Linked DNA regions of Homo sapiens: all the other regions are linked to region 3. The links are chromatin loops, found by intact Hi-C in ENCODE. Cell type or tissue: PC-9. All regions are shown on one strand.

What was found. Hi-C counts contacts between places; a loop is a spot of excess contacts. Peaks named below come from ENCODE experiments on the same cell type or tissue, not always from the same donor. Only the 100,000 strongest peaks of a DNase experiment are listed, where the experiment ranks them.
Region 1: it touches region 3 in a loop (4-fold over the local background); 1 of 110 quality-filtered maps calls a loop at or near these places.
Region 2: a loop joins it to region 3, with 6 times the contacts of the local background. A loop is called at or near these places in 1 of 110 quality-filtered maps.

What each region holds. Positions count from the first base shown.
Region 1 is chr3:159,852,365-159,857,364 of GRCh38, reverse strand. All of the region lies in intron 4 of IQCJ-SCHIP1 (IQCJ-SCHIP1 readthrough), which reads right to left. The region is part of intron 2 of SCHIP1 (schwannomin interacting protein 1); the gene reads right to left. The region is part of intron 2 of LOC124906299 (a long non-coding RNA gene); the gene reads left to right. Among named protein-coding and RNA genes, the nearest start is that of IQCJ-SCHIP1-AS1, 86 kb to the right of the region's middle. RefSeq lists a silencer at 4,191-4,485. In PC-9, no CTCF peak of the experiment used is centred here; a DNase peak (open chromatin) is centred at 2,504; H3K4me3 peaks cover 570 bases; H3K27ac peaks cover 2,125 bases.
Region 2 is chr3:159,257,937-159,262,936 of GRCh38, reverse strand. It overlaps IQCJ-SCHIP1 (IQCJ-SCHIP1 readthrough), which reads right to left. Exons shown (of 10, transcript NM_001414413.1): 4 at 254-389. It overlaps IQCJ (IQ motif containing J), which reads right to left. Exons shown (of 4, transcript NM_001042706.3): 4 at 1-389. The coding sequence ends at 206. Among named protein-coding and RNA genes, the nearest start is that of SCHIP1, 13 kb to the left of the region's middle. In PC-9, CTCF peaks have their summits at 2,445 and 2,649 (motif pointing right); a DNase peak (open chromatin) is centred at 2,746.
Region 3 is chr3:159,926,895-159,931,894 of GRCh38, reverse strand. All of the region lies in intron 9 of IL12A-AS1 (IL12A antisense RNA 1), which reads left to right. Among named protein-coding and RNA genes, the nearest start is that of IL12A, 59 kb to the left of the region's middle. RefSeq lists an enhancer at 2,061-2,210. In PC-9, a CTCF peak has its summit at 2,346 (motif pointing left); DNase peaks (open chromatin) are centred at 2,184, 3,014 and 3,634; H3K4me3 peaks cover 1,123 bases; H3K27ac peaks cover 4,028 bases.

The DNA of each region.
Region 1 (5,000 bases), 75 kb after region 3:
GAGACCAAGTAGAGAGTGCTGTAGAAGATGACCATGACATGGAAGGGGACATGTGTGTGCACGTTTGTGTGCATGTGTGTGTGAGAACAAGAATACATCTAACACACTTGCATTTCACCGGAAATTCTAGTTACCTGAAACAGCCCATTCCCTGACCATGCTGGCTAACCGAGGTGTGCCAATGGGGTGATATGATAAGAAACCTGAACCACGAGCCAGGAAGCTTTATATTTATAACATCTAAGACCGACCAGGCTAATTCTTTCTTTTTAAGAAAAGGAGAACCTGGCCCACAAAGCGGAAGAGATTTTTCCCAGGTGGCTGAGGTGGGGCTAGGTCCCAGGCTTCGGTAACTTAACATGGTTCTTCAAGCGTATTCAGCCCTCACAGGCAGGAAGACGTGAGGGTTAATGGAGGTCGACGGCTGTTTTTCCTCAGTAATTGTGTGGGGAGGGCAGAGAGCTTGTCTGGAATGGCAGCTGGCATTCTGTGTTCCTGTTTATTGCAGTTTATCTCAAGCAGTCATTTCCATTCACCTTTTAAAAAAAACATGAGGCGCAGCTGTGGCTTCACTTTAAATATTGTTCCTTCCAGCCTTTTAATTTTTTCACAGGGTCCTCCCTAATCTTTCACCATAATTGGATGCACAACACTAGAGACGGCACCCCTGAGGAACAAAGCGAAGCGAGCGGCTGGCCCGGCCCTGGGCCCACTCACCGCCCTGCTGTCAGCTCCCTGATTCTGTGCACAGTAGCCTAGGAACAGAAGGCAATACCAGATTCCCTGCATTTTCTCTGCTCTGGAACAAAGTTGGAGCCAGTCTTCTGCCATATTCTATATTAAATTTTCCCGATTTCCTTTTCTCTCTCTCCATTAGTGTCATTTAGATCTTTCCCTGCCCCAAGAATGTACACATAAACAACTCTCGTGTTTAAGGTACACATTCCTGGGGCAGGGAAAGATCTAAATGGCTGCACACTTTAGAAGTCCACACCGGCTATCTGGACACTCCAGGCAGCATCAGTTCCATGTAGTTTGTTCCTTTATGTGCCTCCCCCATTGGGACGGTCAGCTCCTGGAGGGAAAGCTCAGTCCCCCTTTGGTGATCCTAGAGCCATGCACAGTGCCAGGAACATGAGAGGGCTCTTGGAAAAATGATGGTGGAATGGATGAGGACACTGACTTAGATGCTGCATACCACGTTGGTCCTGAAGACAATCAGCTCTGTGGTTCTTTATCAGGGGATCAGAACTTGCTCACAGCAGGGCAGGGAAATAATGGGCTGAACACATACACCTCGGATTCTGCTAAGGTCTGCACTTTTCTTCTTAAACACTAAGATATGTTTTCTGTTGAGGGCAGTTTTACTATTACTATTGAATAAACCAGAGGTCCTTAATGAAACATCTTTCTTACAGTCAAAACCTTCCCCACGGAAAAAGAACAGAAGCATAATCTTTTTCTTCCTTTGCTTCGGTGGAATCTAATTTTAGTCATCAGAAAGTGACCTTTCCCCCTGAAGGCTGTTTGTCTGACTTTAAAACAACCCTGTAAAATAATCCCTATACACATGTGGTATTTATTAGTGCAATTGGTTCAGGGAATTCTATGGTACCTAAGCAGGGATGTATCAATTTTTTAATTGTTTTTGACAATTGACCTCAAAATGGGGTGAAAGTACCACAGGAGATAAAAAAAAAATTACAACTTTTACTTATATTTATATTTTAAACATTTTATTCTCTAAAATATCTATTTGTGTATATGTTTTACATACACACATTGTATTTTATAGTGGTGGGTGCTATTTCTGAATAAAATATATGTATATTACAGGCATGGACTCAAAACCATCTTACTGATGAATGCAAGGTCAAAAAAGCCTGCAGAGCCCCACTTTACGGCATCTAATTTAATTTTCTACTTAGCCAACAAAACAGGAAAAATATTAGCGAAAAAATTAGAAAAGGAAGATTCTAATTAGGGAAAGTTATTTTTATACTAGGTAACTATTTTCTTATTCCTCATATTTTTAAAAAAGTGTATGTTGCCCTGTTTCACTAGCTCATAGTAAAATTACAAAGAGTGGGTTTAAAAAAGAAGGATAATTATAATGAAGTCTTCATAATAATCACGATACACATAAACATTTGAAAACACTTTGCCTGAGGAAGGTATTTAAAAGGCCGGAATGACAAGAGAACAACCCTCATGTTTAAGATCCGGAACATAATGAACTGATCTCTGAGCACTCCACACATCTAGAAGTTTCATCTTGCAGTTTTTTTGTACTAACCTATCAGATACTGAAATCATATGCGGCATTCTACTGCCTTTGTTAGATAATGGGTTACACAGTGCAATTCTGTTTTGTTGTTGTTGATGTTTTAAAGCTCCTTGAGCCGTACATGTCTGTAGCTTTAGTCAGCCCTGTCTCAGGTTGCTGGTGTATCACTGCTTACTTATTCCAGGCATCTGGGTTCCCTCTGTTTCTAAGTAGGAAAAAACTAGAACAGTCATGACTTCATTGTTAATGCATTAGCAATGGTATGTTTCATTTTTCCTAAGTGCAAACTGACCTATCCTCTTCTATCTGAGAAATGGTCTGACAAAGGACACCATGACCAGTTCTTTGACACTGAAAATAGCAGAAGTATGAGATGGCTACACTTGTTCTGCAGAGCTGGATAAGCAATCTGACTCTTACGGCAGAGTGTCCCAAGCATCTTTTGCACATCGCTTCCGGCAGAAGCGGACAGCTGGGAAGTGTTAGGGTTATGAGACTCAGCGAACTATCACCTTGGTGCTCATTCCTGTCTTGGGGATCACAAGGGATGAAAAACACAAACGGCAACATGGCAGGTTACTGAAACCGCTTTCACATATTTAAGTTTCAGCTTGTGGAGAAAGAACATAAGCTGTTGTGAACTCCTCTAGGAAGTACAGTATATACTTAAAACAGTCCCCACACTCACACACACACATATATGTATATAAGATATAAACTACCATATTTTACATTACTATACGTAAGGATCTATCACGACAGAAGCTTCTTTCTATATGTCATTCCTGGGAAAAAAGTTAGTGATGTATTTGATCAAATTAAAAATTAAGTAGCAAGTTTTACTGTTCTATCATTAACTGATATTTGCCTCTGAGGTAAAGAGGTCTTCATTTCCAGGCCCATGATGGAAGGGATTTTATTCTTCATGTTATGCCATGTTGTGAACTACACTTGACTTGTGGCAAATAATGAAGAGGGAAGGACATAGTGTGTGTTTTAGGCTTCTGTGGACAGATAAGCATATACTTGTAGTTTAATTTCATGACCTCACCCATATAACTAAAGCTATTTTTACTCGGGCCTGTGATTACCAGAACATTACCATATAAAACATTCTCAAAATATATTTACTGACTTTCAAAAAAAAGGGCAGGGAAAAGATGAACAGATACTGTATCAACTTTTAAAAACCCCAAACATGTTAACTAAAACTTGATATTTTTCATTGCCAATAAAATCAAACAAAAAATTGGAAAAATAGGTTAAACATTCTAGTAATTTTTTTTGCCAGTGAACTGTAAATATATGTCAATAATTTTTAAAAAATTCCTTCACATAAAAAGCCTGCCTAGCAGTTAAATGCATAATAGAATTTTTTCAACTTCAGAATAACAACATGTGTGTTTTAGTTGCTGCTGTAACATATTAATGAACATAAGCTGGGAAAAGCAGAAAGAACTTTCCTAGCTTAATGCATTTGATTCTGTGCATTTAGTTTTTCCTGACTATATTATGGCAATAGCCACTGAGTGTGGAATTTGGCCACTCCTCAAGGGTGATCTTTCTCCAGTTAGAAAAATGGTTCAATTGTTTATAAACAAAAGAGCTCTCCCCCCTTACCTTTTTATAATTCCCCTCCATATCCAATGAGGATTCTTGACTGATGATGTCATCCATTCCATCACTGTCCAAATTCATCCTTTAACTCTTTAGAATTTCACTTAAGAAATAACCTCCCATGAATTCTGATAGGCTGATGTGCCAATTGCCCAGTTCCCTGGTTACTGCTCATACTGACATGGAGAGCTGGCTAAGAGGCTGTGCCCGGCCGTGTGTGTTCTTGCCCCACTCTGTCCCACAGACACTGCCCCGCCCAGCCTCCCTGGCCTTTCCTTGCTCTGGCACCGGGCAGCTGCTGTTTTCTGAGGCTCACTCTGCCCCTGACACTTGGCTTGCTGACTCCGGCCTTCCCACCATCTGCTGTCACCTTCCCCTGAATGATCCCGCCCCAATTCCTCTCCACAGCACCTTTCCTGTTCCCAAGAAAGGAAAAGAGAGGCACTCAGCTTCAGCCAGCTGATTCAACTCCGCGTTCAGGGCCGAGTGTGGACTGGAGCTCTGTGAGGAAACTAGCAATCTGAACCAGGGGTAGATTGTGTGGGATAAAAATAGATGTGAAAACTTCCAGCCCAGCCGACTTCACTACTGAGTTAAAAGCTGGGTATCCCATGACAAAACGGAAACAGTATAATTTAAAGGCTGACCTGTAACACAGATGTTTGCTTTTTTCCCCCTTTAACTGATCATTTCTTAAAATCTCATGTAAAAGTCTCATCTGGTAGGAGCTCCAGGACGAGACTGAAATTCACTTCCAACACAGAGAAGGACCCTTCTGCCCTGGGAGCAGTGCTTTGTTCTATTAATATAGGCAACAGAAAAAGATCCATCAACTTTTCTTTAAAATTCAAGCAGTGGCGGGCTTTTTCACAAAAGCAAACGTTCTTTTCTGCTGCTCTCTTTACACTTTTCCCATGGCTTCTGGTTTTGTTTACAGGCTTTACTAAAGAGAGGGAAAAGGCCCACAGCTGGAGGATGTTTTGGTGCAAGAAGCAGACAAGCAGAAGTGCACATACAAACACACACTCATCAGAATCAGCTTACTACTGTCATAAACTAAAAATTATGCCCAGTGTTTATTTCCAAAAAATAAAGC
Region 2 (5,000 bases), 670 kb after region 3:
TAGAGAAATGAGAACACATAAATGCAATCTATTTTCTCCAGACTTGATAAAGTTCACTTTGTGCTTATGAATTGTGTCTTTATTTTGAGGTGACAAAACTCTCACCATGGGTTCCTGGGTAGCAAATAAGCTACATAGATCTTCACTGTCACAAACCACCTGCTCACATCCCAAGATTTCTCTCTTAGAACCAAAGTCTAGGCTTTCAGTTGAATGTCAAGTCAGGACATAGAAAAAGAAACATGACACTCACGGGTGTGCTGCTGTCGGAGAAGGTGTTCATGCTGACAGAGCTGCTCAGCTTCTCTGAGGAGACAGAGGGTGGGGACGGGCTCCTCTTCCCCAGGGGCTCCTGCCGCTGCAGGTACTCTCGCCATGCTCGCTGAATGCTGAAAAAACAAAACAAAACAAAAAACAGCACACACATGATTACTGTTGGATCATGGTCCACAGACTCAGAAACTCACAAGGAGTCTGAAGGAATTGGCTTTGGTGCCAAGGGAAGTAGAACATACAGAATGTGATGTAGTGAATCAGGAGACCTGAACTTTAACTTCAATCCAGCCATGGAGACTGTCTCCCTACCTTACTGGTTTGACTTTCACAGACTTGACTGCACTCAACCGGCCTAAAAGAGTCAACTTAATAATAAAATTCATCAGTCAAAACAAACTAGTTTGCACAGGTAAATGTACTTTGATTTATGAGACAACAAATTCTTTCAATTTTTCATCTTATATTTTAGATGAGAATAATAAATAGGCTGACTACTACTGCATGCACTCAATGTGTGATTTTTGAGGGGCCATTCTGTGCCAGGGTCAGCTGTAGACTCTGAACAGGGACTCTGCCGTGCACAGCTCCAGAGCAGTCCTTTGCATGACTGCAAGGTGAAGGTGTCAGTGATGTGCAGCACAGTCTGCATGGCCAAATGCAGTGGCCCTGCTGTGGGGCACAAGGCAGGCGAGAGCACCACATCATGGGTTTTATATACTGTGGAAGGGAATAGGAAATGGACAAAGATTATAAATAAAGAAATGGACAAAGATTATTCAAGTGTTACGTACTACTCAGAGAATTAATGTAATGTCATTAGGCAGCTATTTCAGGTTTCGCCTAAGGAAGTTATTTTCTGTGATTAGTATCAGAAAAAATAAATTATCTTCTGCTCAGGATAACGGAAACCTCTTCTTAATATAAGCTAAGTGATTCCCCCATGGACTGTGTATTAGTCCGTTTTCATGCTGCTATGAAGAAATACCCGAGACTGGGTAATTTATTAAGAAAAGAGGTTTAATTGACTCACAGTTCTGCATGGCTGGGGAGGTCTCAGGAAACTTACAATCATGGCAGAAGGCACCTCTTCTGAGTAAAGGGGGAAGCCCCATGTAAAAGCACCAGACCTCCTGAGAACTCACTATCAACAGAACGGCATGGGGGAAATTGCCCCATGATTCAATTGTCTACATCTGGTCACACCCTTGACATGTGGGGATCATTACAATTCAAGGTGAGATTTGGGTAGGGACACAGAGCCAAATCATATCAGACTGGCTTGTGATCTTTGAGATTAACATCTCGATTTTCATAGGGGGGGTCACTGAACACAGTCTAACCTCTTCTGGGAGTTAACAGTTCATGCGGACTAGTTGTTAGGATTCAGCCTTTTAAAATAGTTTAAGATAGCTGTATTAATTCTATCACTATCTCTTCTAAACTCCTGGAAGCATCTGATCTCTGTAATTCTTTCACACACAACCTATGTCATTAAAGTTGTTTCTGAATCAACAAACTTATTTATTCTCATTTGGCTGGAATAGTTCAAAGATCATCAATTCTCAATGGTCACAGCATATAAATAACAAAAAAAATGTGACCACATTATTGAATCTGTATGTTTTCCCTAATTTATTAAAGGTCTGGGAATTACAATGCTCAAGGAAAAGTCCATCAACTGTAGTGAAAACAATACTTTTGGGTCAGTAGCCAATTCCCTGAAGCTAGGAAACTTAAGCTTTAGGGGTTCTTACTTAAAGGCCAGGAGCCTCTTCCAAGATCCTGATGAGGGGCTCTTCATGATTTGTATAGAATTGTAAAAATAAGATACTTTTAGAGTTTTTTTTTTAAAGGACTCTTCAGATTATACATACTTCAAGCCTCACTAAAGCAGAATCTGGCCCAAATTTGAATTATATTTGGTCACTGTTTTATTACGAAATCTTGCTCAAAGTGCATTTTTATTTCTGTTTTTCTTTGGCTTAAAGATTTTAAGCAGAATGGGAAAGGGAGTCCCATAAGATTGCCTGCCTGAGTTTGGTGGTCTTCTTGCTTCTTCAAGACCCGTTATATCAGAGAGGAGTGAACTTAAGGAAGCTGTCGGTGATGTTCACATCCTCTGAGTTGCTTGGGGTATCCCAGAGCCCAGCTAACAAATTCTGCTGCTTGAAGGTTCCTAAAGTCTCTAAACCTGCCCGTCAAGAGCTCAGAATGTGTAACATTTTAAAGGCTGTCTAAAAATTAGAAAATGTTGACAACCAATAGAACACCCACAACTTTATAGGACTTTGAGGTATTCTACACTGTCCTTTTTTCCCTTTAAATCGTCTTCATTATTCAGAACATACAAAAACAAAATATAGTGGCCATTTGAGATACTACATTTTAGCTTGTTGAACACCAGAGGGCGGTGTGACACCTCTAAAGAACCAAATAACATTGGGCAAAACTGAGATGAGAGGTTTGCAAAGGAATTTGCACTTAAACATCCTCTTCTCCCTCCTGGTTTTATGGAATTTGGAAATTGGCATACCAGTTCTCCTTAAGTCAGATATTAAGAAGACAACATTATTTTCTTCCTAGTTAATGGATATCCTTTTCTTTTCTAATTTATAAGGTGACAATATTAAGTACTTTTAAAATATGTATTTAAAACATCTGTGCACCCACTGACTTTCTTAATACAGGAGCTGTTTTTTTGTAATATTTATTTTATAGTCATCCACATATGTGAAAACAATTTATTACACGATCTTATTATTTTTAAAACATACTATGATATATATATTTCTCATTACTACTTGTCCTTCATAATTACAGTTTTGAGGACTAGATGATAAGCTGGACAAGTCTTTAAATTAGCATTTGGGGTCAAAAAATGACAGGGCCATCATGTCACACCAGGCTATTACCCAAAATTGCTACATTGTTTTTTAATGATGGAACTATGCTATGTTATTCTCTGTATCATAGAAAAGTGTTTACATGTTATTTACTCCCCTTGGCGATTCCTACAACATGACCTTCAAAGATTAAATTGTTCCAGTATTAAGCTGTCTTAATACCATCTCCAGATGTTATTTTACTGTAAGAGGGAACTAAAGTAAAATTTAGAAGCACCTCATCTCTCAATCATAAGGAATCACTTTCAGCCTTCTTCTCCTAGATTTACCATAATTCTTGTTCACAAGTCTCCTTTGTGGCTACAGAGTAAATTACCCACTACCTTGACATTTTTTTTTTGAAACTAGACAATGCTATTCATTATAATTATTTAAAGGCTTGTTGAAGTAAGAAAGCACATGTTGTGTGCTCCTATATTTTGAATTATAAATAAAGTGTAAGGGTTTACTTCTAAACAGATGACAAATACATTTTCAACAATTTTTCTTTTTGCTAGGTCAGTTCCTGTGTATCTTCTCTTATAGCAGGGGTGGCACAATCTGCCTGCCTCTGCCCTTTTTCTGTATATCCCTGTGTGTTTTGCAGTGCGGTTGGCTCTGTCATGCACTCACAGCCACTTGGGGGACTCACAGCCAGTGCAGTCCGGGTTGCCAATGCATATGTTTATCTAGAAGAGGAGAGGAGAGGGTTCCCAGAGAGCTAGGGTGCTTAGAGAAGGCTTGAGGGAGTCCTAGTATTTTAATTAGTCCTGAAGCATGGATGGGATTGAGATTGATGGAGAGGAAGAAGATCTTTGGGCAAAGGCACAGAAGTGAAGACACCAGGCAGGAAGCAGGAGGATCCCAGAGAAGAGCAGTAAGTCTGAGGCTACAAAGATGGCAAGAGGCTCTCAGAAGCCACCTGGGGTCAGGCTGGGGGCAGACTGTGCAGTGGGGCACAGACTGGGCAGTGTGGGCAACCCTGCTTTGGTGCAGTTGATAATTGGTTTCAACTTTTCAAGAACAGCCAGAAATCTTGATTTTTTATGAGAAAGTACTATTTTTTATATGTTACCAAACAATTATAAAAAATTCAAAATACATTATAACTCAAGTAGGCTGAATTTAGGGATGGACAAAAGAGGACACCATCAGAGAGGATACATTGAATCTGAGTATCTTGGAAACAATAGCTGACATACATAGAGCTCTTTTTTGTGTTGATTCTCTCATTCAATCCTTACCACAAGTGAACTGTGAGGGAGGCACCATGATTATCACATGGGTAGATTTTGCGTGCCCAATATTAATTTCTCCTTTTCATTGGTTTTGCGGATCCACCAACTCTTTACCCACGAGCTTTGGATGAAACAGATCCTACCCTATCACTGTAGAGGGTGGTCCATTCCCCCGGGCTGACTAGCCAGAGGGCCGTGGTTGGTTCAGTTTGGAGATGCACACATGGTTCAAGCCAGGTCTATTAAAGGCTGCTCTGGGGATTGTACTGAGACTATGAGAAAAAGGCCCTCTTTTTCATCTAAAGTTTCAGCAAGTAGAGCTGAAACTACCTGCAAGCCTAGAGCTGGCAGTGGCCACTTTGTTGCAATGTTGTGAGAACCCACATGAGAATGAATCATGGAAAGAGCAGAGTTTATAGAAGAAGAAAGACAGATGCCTGATAACCTTGCCCAATCGCCCGGGTTTCAGTGTGCTTAAAGCACGTTAGACCATGGGTATTTCTGTTATGTGATTCAATATGATCTTTTTTACATCTATAAATTAGTTTGAGCTGAGTTTCTGATACTTACAACCAAACAGTCCTGGCCGGTCTCAGGAAACAAG
Region 3 (5,000 bases):
CCACCCAGAGACTGTGGGAAAACTCTAGGTTTGGGGGAAAAGAATGGCGTTTTAGGAAGCAGAATTGGAGAGGGAGGGGGCTCAAATCAAGTGTGATGTGAGAGAAGCCTAGAAAGTTCTCAAAATCTTTGATGCCTGGTTATCAGCATTTTTACAGGGTGCTGGTGACCTTGGCCATGGTGGCTAGGGGACTATCAAGGACAGATGTGATAGCTAAGATAATGTGTCCACTCATATGAACTCCTGTATTTTACTAGTGATCTTTATTCTGTTAAACTGGCCAATTGCTTCATGGCAGCCATTTTGAAAAATGACAACTGCAGAGAAAGTCCTAGAATGAGTTTTACATAGTTTTGAAGCACAAGCAAGCTTCACGATTCTCCAAATAGCTTTTGACACAGAGGATAGTAGTTGAGGGAAGAGAGTGTGCAAAACGGGTTAAGGCAGGGGTCCTCAGTGCAGGGGCCCCCACCTTTGGGCTGTGGGCTGGTACCAGTCCATGGCCTGTTAGGAACTGGGCTGCACAGGAGGTGGTGAGCAGTGCCAGTAAGAATTACCGCCTGAGCTCTGCCTCCTGTCAGATCAGCAGATCACAGGAGTGTGAACTCTACTGTAAAATGCATATGTGAGGGATCTAGGCTGTGCACTCCTTAAGAGAATCTAACTCATGCCTGATGATCTTCGGTGGAACAGTTTCATCCCAAAACCATCCCTGCCTGCCACCCCTGTGGAAAAATTGTCTTCCATCAAACCAATCCCTGGTGCCAAAAAGGTTGGGACCACTAGGTTAGGTGACTGAGTGGCTAGTTAAGTACATTTTCTCATTTTTCCTCTGTGGATTTAAAAAGATCTTGCTCACCATTTTTCACATAACTTTTTATATATTTAATGACACTTAACAAGTGATCTCCTCCCAAAAGCCCCATCAGCCTCTGTGGGCTTTTCTTCTTCAACCCGTTTCTCCAGATGAAAAAAGAATCCAATTACTGTAGCTTTCCTAGTTAATGGTCAATTTCTCAGCCCATTTATCATTTTCATTGATTACCAAAAGAGACTCTCGGTTTATGAACTCATTTTCAGGAGCCAGACTTAGTCAAGGCTGGTCCATGCTAGTGCATGCTAGTCTCATATGCATCAATCAATACTATTCTCCTGACTGGGCACAGTGGCTCACCCCTGTAATCCTAACACTTTGAGAAGCTGCAGCAGGAGGATCACTTGAGCCCGGGAGTTCAAGGGCAGCCTGGAAAACATAGCAAGACCCTGACTCTACAAAAAACTTTTAAAAATTAGCCAGGTGTGGTGGTGTGTGCCTCTAGTCCCAGCTACTCAGGAGGCTGAGGTAGGAGGATTGCTTGAGCCCAGGAATCTGATGCTGCATTGAACTATTATTGTGCCACTGCACTCCAGCCTGAGCAACAGTGAGACCCTGTCTTTAGAAAATAAACAAAAATAAAAATAAATGCTGTCTTCTCAAAGTCCAGTGCCTGAGTAAACCTCAAACCTAGACACTTGAGTTGTGGTATTCAGAGATGGGGAGACATGCTTCCATGGAAGGATTTTTATTGTGTACGTGGTTTGTAAAATAACTGCTTGTTTCTTGATGATGAGATGTGCTCATCATTCCTGTGTGTATAATTCAATACATGGTTAATATTTACACGTGTCAAGTTTTCATCAGTCTTTTCAAAATGGCCTTTCAAAGGTAAAGACTAATGGGAACTTTTGAACACTCGAGCCTCATTTCTTCCTGAAGACCCTCTGAGGATGAAGCCATGTGCAGGCAGAAACAGAGGGCTCTGTCTGGCCCAGAGACCTGCCTCATGAAACCCTTGTTCCTGAACAGCAAGAGGAAATCCCGCTCCCCTTGGCTCCACTCACAGAGCCATAGTTCACATTTGTGGTAGTTTTAGTTTCCCTCTTTGTGAGGTAAGCAGCTTTCTCCCAACCAACCCCATGTCAGCGCCCCTTCTTTATTTTGGCTTCCAGAATGAGTGTTGGAGTCCTGCTGTCACTGAGGGCAGGGCCTGGACTTCCTGCCGGCCCCTCCCCACACAGGATGAGCTCACAGGCCTTCCCCTATTGTGTTTCCCTCACTATTACTGCTGAACCTTGTGGAGTTCACACCATTCTTTTAAAACCATTCTTTTTGAGGAATGAGACTCTGTCAGGGTGAGTTGTTTGCGGAAGTAATGCTGTTTCAATGTTTTAGTGTTGCTGTTGATACCTCCCTGGAGTCCAAGAGAAAGTGAAAGTTCATGTTTACTCTTTTATGGGAAACATCCACCTCCCTCCTCACACTTCTTCCTCAAAGGTCTGGCTTTGGTTCCCTCTGGTGTTCACTATAGCAAGTGGGCCAGATGGAGCTTCTGTTGGTTGGCTATGAAATGGAAGGCTTGGTTTTTTGCAAGACATGTGATCGACGGAGCCATGTTGAAGTCTTTAAAACATAGCCCAGTTGGATCCCATAACTTACCAGTCACGCCTGGGACAATCACAATTTCCAGCTTCCATTCACATCAAAGCTCTGTCCCTCCTCCCCAGGCAAGCTAGAGTGCTCAGCGGAGGCCTATCTGAGGAGGTGACGGCAAGCCCAAGGGCCAGCTCATTTTTTTTTTTTTTTTTTTTTGAATCAGTCTCACCGTAGCCCAAGCTGGAGTGCAGTGGTGCAATCTTGGCTCACTACAACCTCCAGCCCCAGGGCTCAAGTGATTCTCGTGCTTCAGCATCCCTAGTAGCTGGGACTACAGGTACGTGCCACCACACCTGGCTAACTCTTTTGTGTTTTAGTGTTGCCCAGGGTGGTCTCAAACTCCTGAGCTCAGGTGATCTGCCTGCCTCGGTCTTCCAAAGCGCTGGGATTACAGGCGTGAGCCACTTCGCCTGGCTGGGCCAGTTCATTTTTATACTCGAATCATGACCATGGAATGCTGAGTCAGACACACTTTTGCTTACATAAAACCCAACACTGGCTTCTGCTGTCCTCATAAGTACAACTTCTAACTTGGTTTACAAGCCCTTGGTGACCTTGCCCATCCTTGTCCTGCCAGCCTCCTTTCTCCACATTCCATAGCCATCCTATCACTCACATTCTTCACAGCATTCCCTAATTAAAAGCTGAGGATTTCTTCACAAACCAAGACCTCTGCATGTGTTCCTCTCTCTGACTCAAATCCTCTTTCGCCCAGTTCTCCTTCCTCTTCTTCATTCTGCTTGTTTAAACTCCATTCATGTTTTAAATCTCAGATTTCCTCCAGAAAGTCTTTCCTGGCCCCCCAGACTAAGCTAGGTTTCCTAGCCCTATAATCATTAGTCTTTGTTGTGATTGCCTGTGTCCCCATTGGACCATCAATTCTGTAAAGCAGGGGACCATATTTGCCATATTTACCACTTGATCTCTGGCACTGAGCACAATGCCTGGCACATATTGTATGCTTAATAAATATGGGATGAGTGATGGTTTTAAAGTGGCTGTGGGTCCCTGAAAGCAGTAGCAGAGTTAGAAGGCTTTTCAGACCAGGTTCCTTGTATTGCAGGGGCATGAAGTAGGCTGATGCTGACATGGCTGGGACCCAGAAACATCAGCACAAAGGAGATGAGTCTGTCTGTTCTTTGACAGCAGGAAGTAGCTGCAAAAATGTGCTGCAAGGCAAGGAGTGGTGTGTGTGCAGCCCAGGCTCAGAGATGGCAGGCTTGAGGCCTCTGTCCAGATTCCACAGGCCTGCCTTGCTCAGGGCCAGTTGGAGTGCTTTGCCTGATAGACCCCAGAGGGGACTTTTGACTCGACATTTCATGAGGGCCCTGTATCTAATCCGCAGATCTGTCTCAACCCATCTGTTGAAGTTTCTCCACTCAAATGTCAGTCCTAATTGGAGATTGGTGATTTGTTCCCTCAAAGTCAGGCAAAGGCCAAAAGGGGCTGCAGGACTTGGCGAGAGAGGAGTGGCGAGGGCTCAGCTGGAGGGTGGGGGCTATTTGCTTGGCCCCCATTGTGTCTCCAAGGGCTTTTCTGTATGACTTGGGAGATGCTGGGAAATCACTCTCCCAGGCTGACTGAAGGCTGGGAGAAAACAGCAGAGAACAAACTCCTCTCTAGTTTGTTGCCTGGGCTGCCACTGACCCCATTTCTGCTCTCTGCCTCAAGATCAGGCCTTGTGTGGCATGCTGGGTGGTGAAGAGGGTATCCTGACAGGTATGTGGGAGAAGGGCTGGTGCCTTGCAGTGGACCCGAGGCCTGGCAGCTTCCAGTGGGCCCACATTCTACTCCCCATTTAGTAAGACAGACAGGTTAGTGGTCAACAGTGTGGACACTGAAGCTGGGCCGTCAGGGTTTGAATCTCAGCCCTGCCATTTATGCCTGGCTATGCAATCCTAGGCAAGCTACTTAAAAGTTCTTTGCCTCTCTTTCTTCCTTTGTACGTATCTCATAGTTTCAAAGTCCTTAGAATACTGTAAATATTTACAATACTGAAGCAGCATTTTCATCTATAAAATGAGAGGATTGGACTCAATGAACTCGAAGAACCCTTTTGATGTAAAACTCACAACCTGCCTGGGTTCAAATCCTGACTTCACCACAGACCAGCTGGTAGTTCTCAAGGTTAGGGACTGTACTTGTACCTGGCTCAATTCTGGTGTGACCAAAGTACCTGAGACAGCACCTGGCACATAATAGGTACTCAGAAAATGTTGTTGTTATTGTTGGTCGGTTTTTTAGAAACGGGGTCTCACCCTGTTGCCCAGGCTGGAGTTCGGTGATATGATCATAGTTCAATGGAACCTCCAACCCCTGGGCTCAGGAGATTTTCCTGCTTCAGTTTCCTGAGTAGCTGGGACTACACCACCATGCCAGGCACACACCACCATGCCTGGCTAATTTTTATTTTTATTTTTGTAGAGACAGGGTCTTGCTATGCTGCTTAGGCTTATCTCAAACTCCTGACCCGAAGTGGTCTTCCTGCCTTGGCCTTCAAAGTGCTGGGATTACACGTGTGAACCAC